Regions from separate parts of the Homo sapiens genome. Here regions 1 and 3 are each linked to region 2. Evidence: chromatin contacts called from ENCODE Hi-C data. All regions are on one chromosome and are shown on one strand. The core of a region is the stretch at or near the end of the contact, and the rest is flanking DNA. Distances in the headings are between cores, read along the strand shown. Region 1 holds the start of EVL (Enah/Vasp-like). Region 2 holds the start of ASB2 (ankyrin repeat and SOCS box containing 2). Region 3 overlaps PPP2R5C (protein phosphatase 2 regulatory subunit B'gamma).

Region 1 (3,719 bases), core at 1,125-3,624, 6.1 Mb before region 2:
AGTGCTGTCTTCCTCACTCCCTACCAGTCCCTGAGGACAGAGGCAGCTCTAATTCAGGCGTAAGAGCAAAAGGGCAAAGCATCTGTGGTCAGGAGGCACAGGTTCAAGTCCTGGGTCTATCACTCACTGGCTATGTCTCTTGTCAAGTTACTCTCTCCTGTGAAACAGAAACAATAAAAACAATGCTAGCTGGGTGTGGTGGCCCACACCTGTAGTCCCGCTGAGGCAGGAGGCTTGCTCGAGCCCGGGAGTTTGAGGCCAGCCTGGGCAATAAAGCAAGACCTCATCTCTAAAAAATACAAAAACAAAAACGCCCCACAACACTACCTTCAGGATTATTGCGATAACTAAATAACGTCAGTGAAAGCATTCTGTACGTTGTCATGCACTCAAGAGAATTCCCAGCTCCTAATCCAGTCAGGGCTTGGAAACTGTTTCTTGATTGGTGGGTAGCCAGAGCTAGAGCTGGTAAGATATATTTTCACATTTAAAAGGTCCTTTGTATCCCCACCACAGGCGCCACGGTATCCCCATGTGTCAGTCAGCATGAGGAAAAACGAAAAGTTCACAGCTCCTATGGCTGCTGACCTTGCAGCTCCACGAACGCTGCTTCCACCAGGACTGTCACTATGGTGCCAGGCCAGGGACCTGTGGCAGAGTGCAAGCAGCCTTGTACGGGGGAGGGACGCACCAGAAAACCTGGGCTTTTGCTTTGGTTCAGCCACTACTCCGCTCCCCGTACACAAATTCTGCTCCACACTGGGCCTCAATTTCCTGATCTGCGCACTCAAGAGCTGGGCTAGATTAGTGTAATCTTCAGACTTGAAAGTCATCACCACCACCAACAATGACTGTTTTTTCTCAATGAATTATCAAGGAATACATAGAAAACATAAAAGCAGAGTTATTTTGGCTGAAGTGGAGAATAAGGTGCCCAAAACATCTTATCTACTGTAGATCACCTCCAAGGTCTTTTCAAGATGGAAATTTCTAGGATTTCTACGATTTTAAAATTGAAAAAGAAATTGCTGTGCCTCATTTACTTTTGATATAATTTTCTGCAATTAGTAATTGACACGGTAGAATAAGCTGCTAGAAGTTTTCACAATGTAATTTACAACTGAAAATGACTTTGGAAGTTGATATGCCTTTGAAATGAAAAGCATTCTGTTTTCTAAAGCTCCACTCACGAGTCCTCTAAAGTTAAAGGAAAGTTACTAAAATGACAGGATCAGAAATAAAGCCAACTGGAAAATAAGCAGCCCTGGACAAGTTCTACCTATCACCACGTCAATTTTAACAACTCACTGCAAGCTGCTTCTGTGCCTGTGTAGCGTGCTGCGAAAACCACCGGATGAGGCCAACCTCGTTAAACCCTGGTTCCATTCCTTCCCCAACCTGCCATGTGACCTTGGACAAACCCCACAACTTTTCAGAGGTTTTCTCAGCTACGAAACAGGAGTGATGACAGCGTTCTCATCAATCTAACACGGCTAAAAGATTCAAATAAGAAAACTGGCGAAATGGCACTTTGGAAATTGTGAAATAATTTTCAAAGTGAGGGATTGTTACTTTATGCTAAAAAACAAAGCTGTCATGAGTCAATCAAACAAATGCCCCAAACCCCACAGGATAAAAGTCTGTCTGTCCTATCATCTATAATCTTTCAGAGTTGTAGGGCAGGGGAGAGGCAGGTCCAAAATGTAATCTCACCTTTAGAGAGAACAATCTCAATGAGGAGTGCGGTTTGTAGACTGGCTGGTATTCACACATGTGCTCAACAGCAATAGCCTAAGTCCACAAGTCTCTCAAGTGGAGGGTCAGGACTCTTGCTATTAAGTTCATGAAGTTCCTATCATAAAAAGAACCCTCTCTGCCTATATTTAGAAAAAACAACCAGTCTCGGGTCATTCTAGAGAGAAGGGCCAGGACTCACCAAATGTACCTCTGAGCTAAACAACAATTCCCCTAGATGGCTCAGACCCTCCTCCCTATAATGAGAGGCAGGTGCTAATTTCTAAGTAAGTCCTTGACTCAGAAGCCATTAAAGGTCACAGGCATCAAGAGACACAGGCCTGTGTAATGGAAAGACCAGCGGCTAGAGAGGGAGCAGACTGTCACTAACCTGCTGTGTAACCTCATGTAAGCCCCCTGCCCTCTGGTCATGGACTTCTCGATCAGTATACTAAGGGGACCTGAGATAATTTCTACAGCCCATTCACCGTTAAGATTCTAGGTTTCCTCTTGACATCCCTCTGTCCCCTGCACTGGTTCCAATACTCACCTTGTGGCCATGGCTGAAAAGTGGCAGCACAGGGAACCCTGAGGAGGCGAGTCCTGTACTCCCACCAGCCTATGTTGATCAGAGGACCACAGACCCTCTGAAGACAGCAACTTGATTTTTATAGCCTACTTAAAACCAAACAGGAAAAGGAAGCTGAACCAGAGACAAAGGGGAAACAAACCCAAGTGAAAAACTGAAACCTAGGTAGAAAATAGAGAAACAAGAAGCTAACACTGCAGAGCCCCACCAGCGTGGGCGGCTGAGAGGCACTGCACAGGCCCAACCCCCCACAGCTGGCAACCTCAAGCCTCTAAGTGCTTCCTGCAAGGGTGCAAGGGTGGGTGAAGCCTGCTGGAGGTAGGGGCCAGGTCATGGTGCTGGCCCCCCACTAACTAGCTCTATAGTCTAAGTCAATGCCACTTAAGATGTCTGAGCTTCAGTTTTCCATCTGTTATAGAAAGTGCAGGCTCAGCACAGATGACTTCCTATAGGCCTTAAGAAAAGGCTACAAGAACTCGGAAGAGTCCCCACTGACTCTCCAGAGAATAGAAGACTAGATGATAAAGGCTATAAGCTGATCAAGTCTTTTTTTCTTTTTTGAGACAGAGTTTCACACTCCTGTCACCCAGGCTGGAGTGCAATGGCACGATCTTGGCTCACCGCCACCACAGCTTCCTGGGTTCAAGCGATTCTCCTGCCTCAGCCTCCTGAGTAGCTGGGATTATAGGCATGTGCCACCATGCCCAGCTAATTTTGTATTTTTAGTAGAGACGGGGTTTCTCCATGTTGGTCAGGCTGGTCACGAACTCCCGACCTCAGGTGATCCGCCTGCCTTGGCCTCCCAAAGTGCTGAGATTACAGGCGTGAGCCACCGCGCCAGGCCACTGATCAAGTCTTCATATTTGACTCTGGAACAAAATTTGTACTTCTACCGAGGAGACAACTCTCTCTAATGATGACATTTAAGTCAGCAATTTAGAGCCTGAAAGGAAAACACTTGAGGAATACTGGAAACTTGGCTTTGTCACTTGTTTATTAAGTGGGTGGCCTCAACTGTAAAATGGGGTTATACTTATTTTGCCTATCTCCACAGGGTTCTCATGAAGGTAAGATCCAGTCCAATCTTTCTTTCAAAATCTACTGAGAACTCACTAAGAAGCATGCACTGTGTTAGAAATCACAGACAAAAAATTGAGAACGACTGTACTTGTCCTTAAAGGACTTTTATGGTTTAGAAAAGAAGAGGTTGATAATGTTAGCAAATATTTAATAGATCCATTAAAATATTATTGATATAGTGAAAAACAGCTGTACAGAGTACAGTACAAAAGAAGTATCAGTTCTAATTGGAGAGATGAATGCACTTTGAATGCTAAAAATGCATTTTAAAAGGCTTTTAATGATATACATTTCCCTTTAAGCACTGTTTTAGTTG
Region 2 (3,956 bases), core at 933-3,432:
GAGGGACCACAATTCCCCTGTAAGACAGAATCTCAGCCAAAAGGAGCTTCTGGTCTGATAAACCCAAGAACTGGGAAATGACTTGGGACTACATTCTTTTGTAAAGAGTGAGGTAAAAAAAAATTTAGTTTGAATCTGTTTTTCTTCTTTTAAATGGAAACAAAGACAAGTGGAAAGTCAGAAAAAAGTTCACGGGTAGCACACGAGAGCTGAGGAGCATGCAGCTGAGACCGCAGTGAATATTTGGTGAGTGTCTGGGTTGATTATTACTACATATCAAACTACCTCAATCCCCAGTGGCACGAAACAATCCTTTTATCATAGCTTGTGGTTTATGGGTCAGGAAGTTGTGGGTGGTTTGTCTCTGCTCCACGTGGCATTAGCTGTGGCAGCTGCAGGTGAAGGATCCACCTCCGAGAGGGTGTCTTCACCCCTCTGCCTGGTGCTAGATGCTCTGGGGGCCCTGGGTGTTGCTTGCTTGGACTTCCTCACAACATGGCAGCTACAAAGCATCTCATGACCTAGCCTTGGAAGTCTCAGGACATCATTTCCACTGCATTCTATTGTTAAGTCCATCACTAGGCCACCCCATATTCAAGGGGAGGGAAGGAATAGACACATCTTGGATGGAGTTTGGGGTGTGTATGTGTGTGTGTGTGTGTGCATGTGTGCATGCCCATGAGGCAGAGGGCAACCTAGGAGGGGCCTGGCCTGGCCACAGCCCACCTTCCAGGTCAGATTGGGAAGGGGCAGGTGGTGGGCAGGAAGTAGAGGAACCTGTGTTTTGCCTCCAGCAAGGAGCCCAGGAAAGCAGCCCGGCCTCGGGGAGCCGTCCCACAGAGACGTCTCTCGGGGAACATCCTACTGGGTAGCAGAGTCTCCAAAAAGTAAAAAGAATCTGACAGCCCCTTCTCTGCCCTTCTCCTACACTCCCTCCATAGCACATGGGTCTGGAAGGGGCTGAACTTGAGCTAACTTTGAGGGCCACCCAGCCACAGTGGCCTGGGAAGACTGACCCAGCTGGGGTGATGAGCAATTTGGCAGGTACCAGGGAAGCTGGGGGACTGCCTGGGGACCACTGGTGTCCTTCCCATCTTTAGCACCAGTCAGACCTCCAGAACCTTGACTCAACCCCGTGGCACCTTGTATACTGAGATGTATTTCCTTGTGGAATATTCGAAGTGCGTGTAAAGGCATCCTGAGGTTTCCTGAGTTTGAATCAGTGAGAAATCATGCTGTGGCCATCATAAATCCACATCCTCCAAGGGGAATGGGCCACTGAAACAAAAATGATTCTCCCCTTAGAGGAACAGACCAAGTCATGTTTCTGGACCCCTAACTCTGAGGCATGAGATGTGAACACACGGGTGGGAGAGTAGGTGCCTGGCCATGTCCTGTCACATCCCGGATGCTCAGTGCATGTGGCTGTGTATGTGTTGTCTTTGACATTTGACCTATTCCAGAAATGGGACGTTCTTCCCTAGACCAGGAGGAAGGGCTCTCTTCTGTTGTATATCTCTGCCCAGGGCTTGCCCGCATGCCTCTGTGTTTGTTTGTTGGCTCATTTGTACCCTGGCCCTTTGTATCCCCAGCCCCACCCCACAGTATCCAGCAGCCAGACACCTGCTATCCCCAAATGCTGCCACAAGCTCAGCACCAAACCTTGATTTCTCCAAAGCCCTTTTACGTCAACTCCTTCATCTCCTCTCTCCCCTTCTTCCCTTCTCTTTCACTCCATCCTCTTCCTTCCTGCTGTCTTGCCTTCCCTCCTTTGTTGCCTTTACTTCTCCTCTTCCCCTTTCTTCCTCCTCCCTTGCTCCTCACTCTTTGTCTCCCAACTATGCGTCTCCTCGTCCTCGTTCCCTGCCTCTGTCTCTGACCCACTGCATCTCTCTCCTGTCTGGCTCTCCCCTGGGTAGTTCCAGAAACATACCCATATATGGCCTCCATGTCAAGGATCACAAATGATGACATCACGTGAGGGCCAAAGCTCCGGGATCCTCTCTGAAGTGAGAGTCTGTATTCGATGCACCCGGAGGAACGGAAGGCAGGATTGCAGCTTCCTCAGTGCAACCTCCAAACAGGAAATCTGAGATGTATAACATCTTATAGTTTGGCTTGTCAACGTTGGTCATGCGGTGGCCCCAAAATAAACTCCCTGCTTCAAAGGACAGCGTTTCAGAACTGCCTGGCAGAGCAGCCAGAAGCTTGGGGCCAGGGCAGAAGGAAAACTCGGGGAGCATGTTCTGAATTAAGACACTTTCAAGAAAATCCTTTGTATTACCCCTGAATTGTACCCTTGTTTCAGAGCCTAACAGGTAATGCATGCTTTCAACTTTCTTATACAGATCTTGCAAAAGATTCTTTGGCTGGTGGGGATTTTCGGCTGCAGTACTTACTGGAAACCGCTTGTAGTCAAACTGTGATGTTGCTTTTCCCTCTCTCTCGTATTTTCTTGAGTTATACAGCACGCTGGTGACTTTCGTTTTGGATGCAATGAACAGAGACTCAGCAATTTGCATGTACTTACCCATTCTTCTGGAGGACTCTGGCTCAGAATATCACTCTGCTGTGCACTTCTAAAAATGGAAATGCAAAAGGACTTATCAATGATGCTATTGTTGGGTCTGTAGGTCTTGGGCGGTATCTGTGTCAGACAAGTGACTTTCAGAAATGCTTTCAGGCCAGGCGCACAGATAGAGGTTTTCATGAGTGGGAGTTAATTTAATGTAGCTGTTGCAGAGTGCCTAGGCATGCACGGTATTGTGGGAGACCATAGCAGCCAAGGTGCCATGTGCTCTGCTTTCAACTGTTTGGGGATTAGGAGAGGAAATGGAGGAATGTTATTTATGTGAGATCCAACAAAGCTGTGGAATGCAGGGATGCAAGAATACCATGCATGTGTGTGCACACGCATATGCATGACACATTTAAGGAGGCCATGGCCTTTGAAAGGATGGGTGGGATGCCTCAGGGTGGAAACAGAGACCTCCAGGTGGAGGAGCAGCTTGGGCAAAGGCAGGGAAGTCAAGGGACCTGGGGTGATGATGGAAAGTGAAATGTGGCTCTGGCAAAGGGTTCTGCATGTGAAAAATGGGGGTGAGGCTAGAAGGGGAGGCCAGAGGGAGAGGCACATCCTTCCAGGCCAAGCAAGAAGTTGGAACACTTTCTGAGAGTTTTTGAGCAGAGGACGGCATGCACATAGCCACATGCATTGAGCATCTGGGATATGAAGGGACACAGCCAGGCACCTACACTCCCACCCGTGTGTTCACATCTCAGGCCCCAGAGGTGGAGGCCCAGAAACATGACTTGGTTTCTGGTGCCTCTAGGTGGAGAATCATTTTCATTTCAGTGGCCCATTCCCCTTGGAGGATGTGAGATTTGGCTTCGGTGGCTCTTCGGGAAGCCAGGGGTATGCACTGGAATGAGGAGGCAAGGAGGCTGGTGACTCCTAGGGAGGGCAGGTAAATGAGGAAGGCCTGAAGCAGGGCAGAAGCTGAGCCCCTGCACAGGACAGGAATGCTCTTCTGAAGATAAGCTTGTTTCGTGAGGCGAGGGCTTGAGGGGGCTCAGAGGGACGCAGGCAGAGCCAGCTGGGGCCAGCACCCCCGCCACAGCCCTGACCTCTGCCTGGGCAGAAGCACCATGAGGCAGACAGTGGCAGATGCTCGAGGCACTTCCAAAACAGTTGGACGGGTCCTGACAGCTGGTGGCAGGCCCATGTGCTGCACAGCGTCCCCAAGAAGCTGGCAGCAGCTCCGCTGGGTGCCATGCTGGTTTGCATCATCTGTTCTTGCACAAACAGGCCGGGTCATGAGTGCCTTGTGGTGGCGGGGGTGGGGGACACTGTCTAACCCACGCACGGTGACCTCACAGTGAACAACAACACAGGCCATACCAGCAAGCCTTTGTTGAGCACTGGCCCAAGCTTGTGTGCAGATTTCTCTCACTGA
Region 3 (3,605 bases), core at 246-2,745, 7.9 Mb before region 2:
TGGGTCCTCAGAGAAAATAATGAAGGGTGAATGAAGTCATAAGTGGGGCCTTGGCCCTCCAGGATTAGTGTCTTTGTAAGGAGGGATGGTAGAAGGCTCACACTCGCCTTCTCTGCACTTGCTCGGAGCAAAGGCCATGGGAGGGCACAGTGGCCGTCTGCAAGCCAGAAAAGGCCCTCAGCAGGGAACAAACCCTGCTACACCCTTGAGTTTAGACTTTCCAGCCTCTAGAATGGAGAGAAGACACATTTCTGTGGTTTAAGCCACCAGCCTGTGGTATTTTCTTACGGCAGCCTGAGCAGACTGATACAGCGTCCTTGACTGATGACCGACCTAGGTCCGGGAAGGTTCATTCCAGGCCAATTCTGATTGATTGAAAGTCATTTCTCATGTGTAAGGAAAAAAACTTGCACTCCTAACTTCTACACACCTTTCTTACCACATTACATTGCATTAATTTAGTGCATATCTCTAGAAAAGGTTAAGTAAAAAGTAATACTGGGGCGGGGGGAAGGAACAGAGGGCCAACGGTCTATCACCTCAAATTCTTCTTGGGTTTCTGACCTAGCAACATTTCTTAACACAAAAGCTGCAGGGGCGAATCAGGGGCAGGAGCCCCAGGTACAGAAACCTGGGGTGCTGATGTCTGTGTGCAAATGTCACTGCCATGCTACCTGGATGCATGGATCCGGTCTGAGGAAACAGAGAAGACATCAACGTTATGCAGTGAACACCAAAGAAGCTCTGAGGTCTAAGGAGTCCCGGGTCTTCTGGGCAGCACACAGGGTCACTGTGATCTCTCAAATGAGACCTACGGATCCAGCGCACACCCAGAGGCACAGACGCAGAATCACGCTGCCCAACAAAGGCAGCACAGCCTCATGGAAACAGTCTCTCTACACCCTCTTCCCACCTAGAAGAAGGACCTCAGACCAAACAGCCTGCCTGAGCCTCAATTTTCTCCTCCATTGGAAAGGGTAAAGGCCAGGCGCGGTGACTCATGCCTGTAATCCCAGCACTTTGGGAGGCCGAGGCGGGTGGATCACTTGAGGTCAAGAGTTCAAGAGCAGCCTAGCCAACATGGTGAAACCCCATCTCCACTAAAAATACAAAACTTAGCTGGGTGTGGTGGTGGGTGCCTGTAATCCCAGCTACTCGGGAGGCTGAGGCAGGAGAATCACTTGAATCTGGGAGGTGGAAGTTGCAGTGAACCGAGATTGCACCACTGCACTCCAGCCTGGGCAATAGAGTGAGACTCCATCTCAAAAAAAAAAAAAAAAAAAAAAAAAAGCGTAAATCCTTTTTTTATTTTTTGCATTGGGCTGTGGTGAGAATCACAGAAAACACATGCAACAGCACTTACTAAATGGGAAAACATTATGCACGAACAGTTAGCATTACACAGCACTTCCCAAACGTTTCTGACTGTTTGACCTCCACATGAAAATAATGGCACGCACGTGAGTGCATACGTATGTCTGCATGTGATTCACACGGCCCCATCTGTGCCAGGACCGTCTCTGGTTAATATCAGGAAGCACCTGCTTCTGCTGCCTCCCTGACACTTCCACTTTCAGTACTTACATCAGTCCTGCAGATGTTCTCCAAATTGCTAAATTTATTAAATTAGATGTAAACTAGAATGGCCCAAGAAGCAACTTTACGGAAAATTCTTACAATTCAGCAATATCATGCAGCCTTTCTGTATGTGTTATCATTCATTACCAATGAGTGAATATTTATGCCGTAACATAACTGCAGCAGTGTAACATATAAAAATTTTAAGACATGAAGGGATACATTAAAAAAAAAAACCGCTGACAGTCTAACTTTAGAGGCAACAGGAAAGAAAGGTTTGATTATTTACAGTTCTCTGTTCAAAACCACAAGGGTTATTCTGTTATTTATTCTCTGTTTTATTCATGTCAACAGGATTTATAACAGATGAATCCATCAAAGGCCAAATTACAGTTACTGCAGAACACTTCCTCCTGTGATGGAACTGTTAGGTTCTACGAGTCATATTGCTAAGAGATACATTTCTGGGAAGGGCAGAAAGTGTTAAGCCCCTTCGCAATATATATATATTTAAGTACAAAATTGTCATTTGTTTGCAAATGATATAGCTGGAAAACAGAAGCAACAGACAGACCATCACAACTAGACTACCACATGCAAATATCAAAAATATGAAACCAACAGCAACCACCTTTCCACTAACAATTAAGCAAATACAAAAAAGAAACAGAGACGAAGACTCCAGCTACCCAGACACAAAAACTACAAAGTGCCTGGGAATTACTGACCTAGTTACAAGGCCTTGATGGAGAAAGCAGAAAACTCTAATAAAAGGCACTGAAGAATGCCCGAAAAAACGGAGGAACCTTTGATGTGGAATGAGATCATATTACAAAGATGGAACTTCGCAGAGCAATGTATAAAGCAGACACAATCTTAAACTGAATTTTTGATGAACTCAATGAACTTAACCTAAAATTTAGGTAGAATAGTAAAAATCGTAGTAGCAGTCTTAAAGGGAGATACTACCCCTTTCCCCATTTGTAAAGTGAGTTTGAATCTGCTTTCATGGCACCAGAACTCAGCTATCATCTAGAGAACATAAATGCACAGCAATCCCAGCACCTACCACTGTGCCTGGCACCTAGGAGGTCCTCAAACACTTGCTGAGAGTAAATGGATCCTGGGAAAAGCACGCATCAGTCACCTTATTAACTGCAACACCAATTAATTACCTGGAAACTGTGAAAAATGTCTCATTAAACCTTTACGTCTCAGCTGCAAAATAATTACAGTCCTAATTGGGCCCCTAATTTTAAGCTCTTCTATGATGCTGTACATTTTCTTTGGAATATTTATCTCAAGTATGACTGGGTGGCCGGGAAGTCCTTGGTTTAATATCTTCCTGCTGGCCCTGGCACACAATGAGTGCTCGGCAGTGAAGAGAGGTAAGGGAGAGCAGAGCCTTCTTCCCACAAATCTACCTCGCGCTTCCTCCACAGCAAGAGCTGCTTTCAAAGAATCGATTTCACCTCCAAATAGATGCCATGATGTGACAGTCAAGAAAAGAACCACAACATTGAAAATTCTTACTTTGAATAACTTGCTATTTTTACAATCTATTCAAATATGTTCCTAAATAGCAGTTAAAGATATGGAAATAAAAACTTACGGGCTAGGCGCGGTGGCTCACCCCTGTAATCCCAGCACTTTGGGAGGCTGAGGCGGGCAGGTCACCTGAGGTTAGGAGCTCAAGACCAGCCTGGCCAACATGGCAAAACCCTGTCTCTACTAAAAATACAAAAATTAGCCAAGTATGGTGGCACAGGCCTGTAATCCCAGCTACTCTGGAGGCTGGGGCAGGAGAATCGCTTGAACTTGGGAGGTGGAGGTTGCAGTGAGCTGAGATCGTGCCACTGCACTCCAGCCTGGGCGACAGAGCAAGACTCTGTCTCAAATTAAAAAAAAAACAAACAACTTACAAACCTTTGTAGAATACTTAATAAAGGAAATTTAGTCTAAACTTTTCAAACAATGAATATTTTAATTTTCTACAGTTTCATAACAAGATCATCTTCAGATAAGCA

Evidence for each region. Hi-C counts contacts between places; a loop is a spot of excess contacts on that map. Pooled maps may share reads with other maps.
Region 1: a pooled map shows a loop between it and region 2 (13-fold over the local background). The contact joins the promoter of EVL here to the promoter of ASB2 in region 2. A Hi-C loop is called at or near these places in 7 of 37 single-sample maps with no recorded cell type and 10 of 50 pooled maps.
Region 3: a loop to region 2 is called in a pooled map, with 10 times the contacts of the local background. The contact joins the enhancer-like site here to the promoter of ASB2 in region 2. A Hi-C loop is called at or near these places in 3 of 37 single-sample maps with no recorded cell type and 3 of 50 pooled maps.

The regions. Positions count from the first base shown.
Region 1 is chr14:100,064,077-100,067,795 of GRCh38, reverse strand. It overlaps EVL (Enah/Vasp-like), which reads right to left and starts at 2,374. Exons shown (of 14, transcript NM_016337.3): 1 at 2,285-2,374. The coding sequence starts at 2,295. RefSeq lists enhancers at 1,501-1,570, 1,631-1,710, 2,091-2,230, 2,281-2,360, 2,411-2,500 and 2 more.
Region 2 is chr14:93,974,796-93,978,751 of GRCh38, reverse strand. It overlaps ASB2 (ankyrin repeat and SOCS box containing 2), which reads left to right and starts at 2,182. Exons shown (of 10, transcript NM_001202429.2): 1 at 2,182-2,318. It overlaps LOC107984663 (a long non-coding RNA gene), which reads left to right. Exons shown (of 4, transcript XR_001750861.2): 4 at 1-1,327. RefSeq lists an enhancer at 3,130-3,701.
Region 3 is chr14:101,874,626-101,878,230 of GRCh38, reverse strand. The region is part of intron 4 of PPP2R5C (protein phosphatase 2 regulatory subunit B'gamma); the gene reads right to left. Among named protein-coding and RNA genes, the nearest start is that of DYNC1H1, 88 kb to the left of the region's middle. RefSeq lists an enhancer at 1,741-1,810 and a silencer at 2,131-2,200. Within about 2 kb of position 1,495, at least 18 of the 41 ENCODE cell types and tissues checked have a DNase peak (open chromatin) inside an H3K27ac peak, as active enhancers do.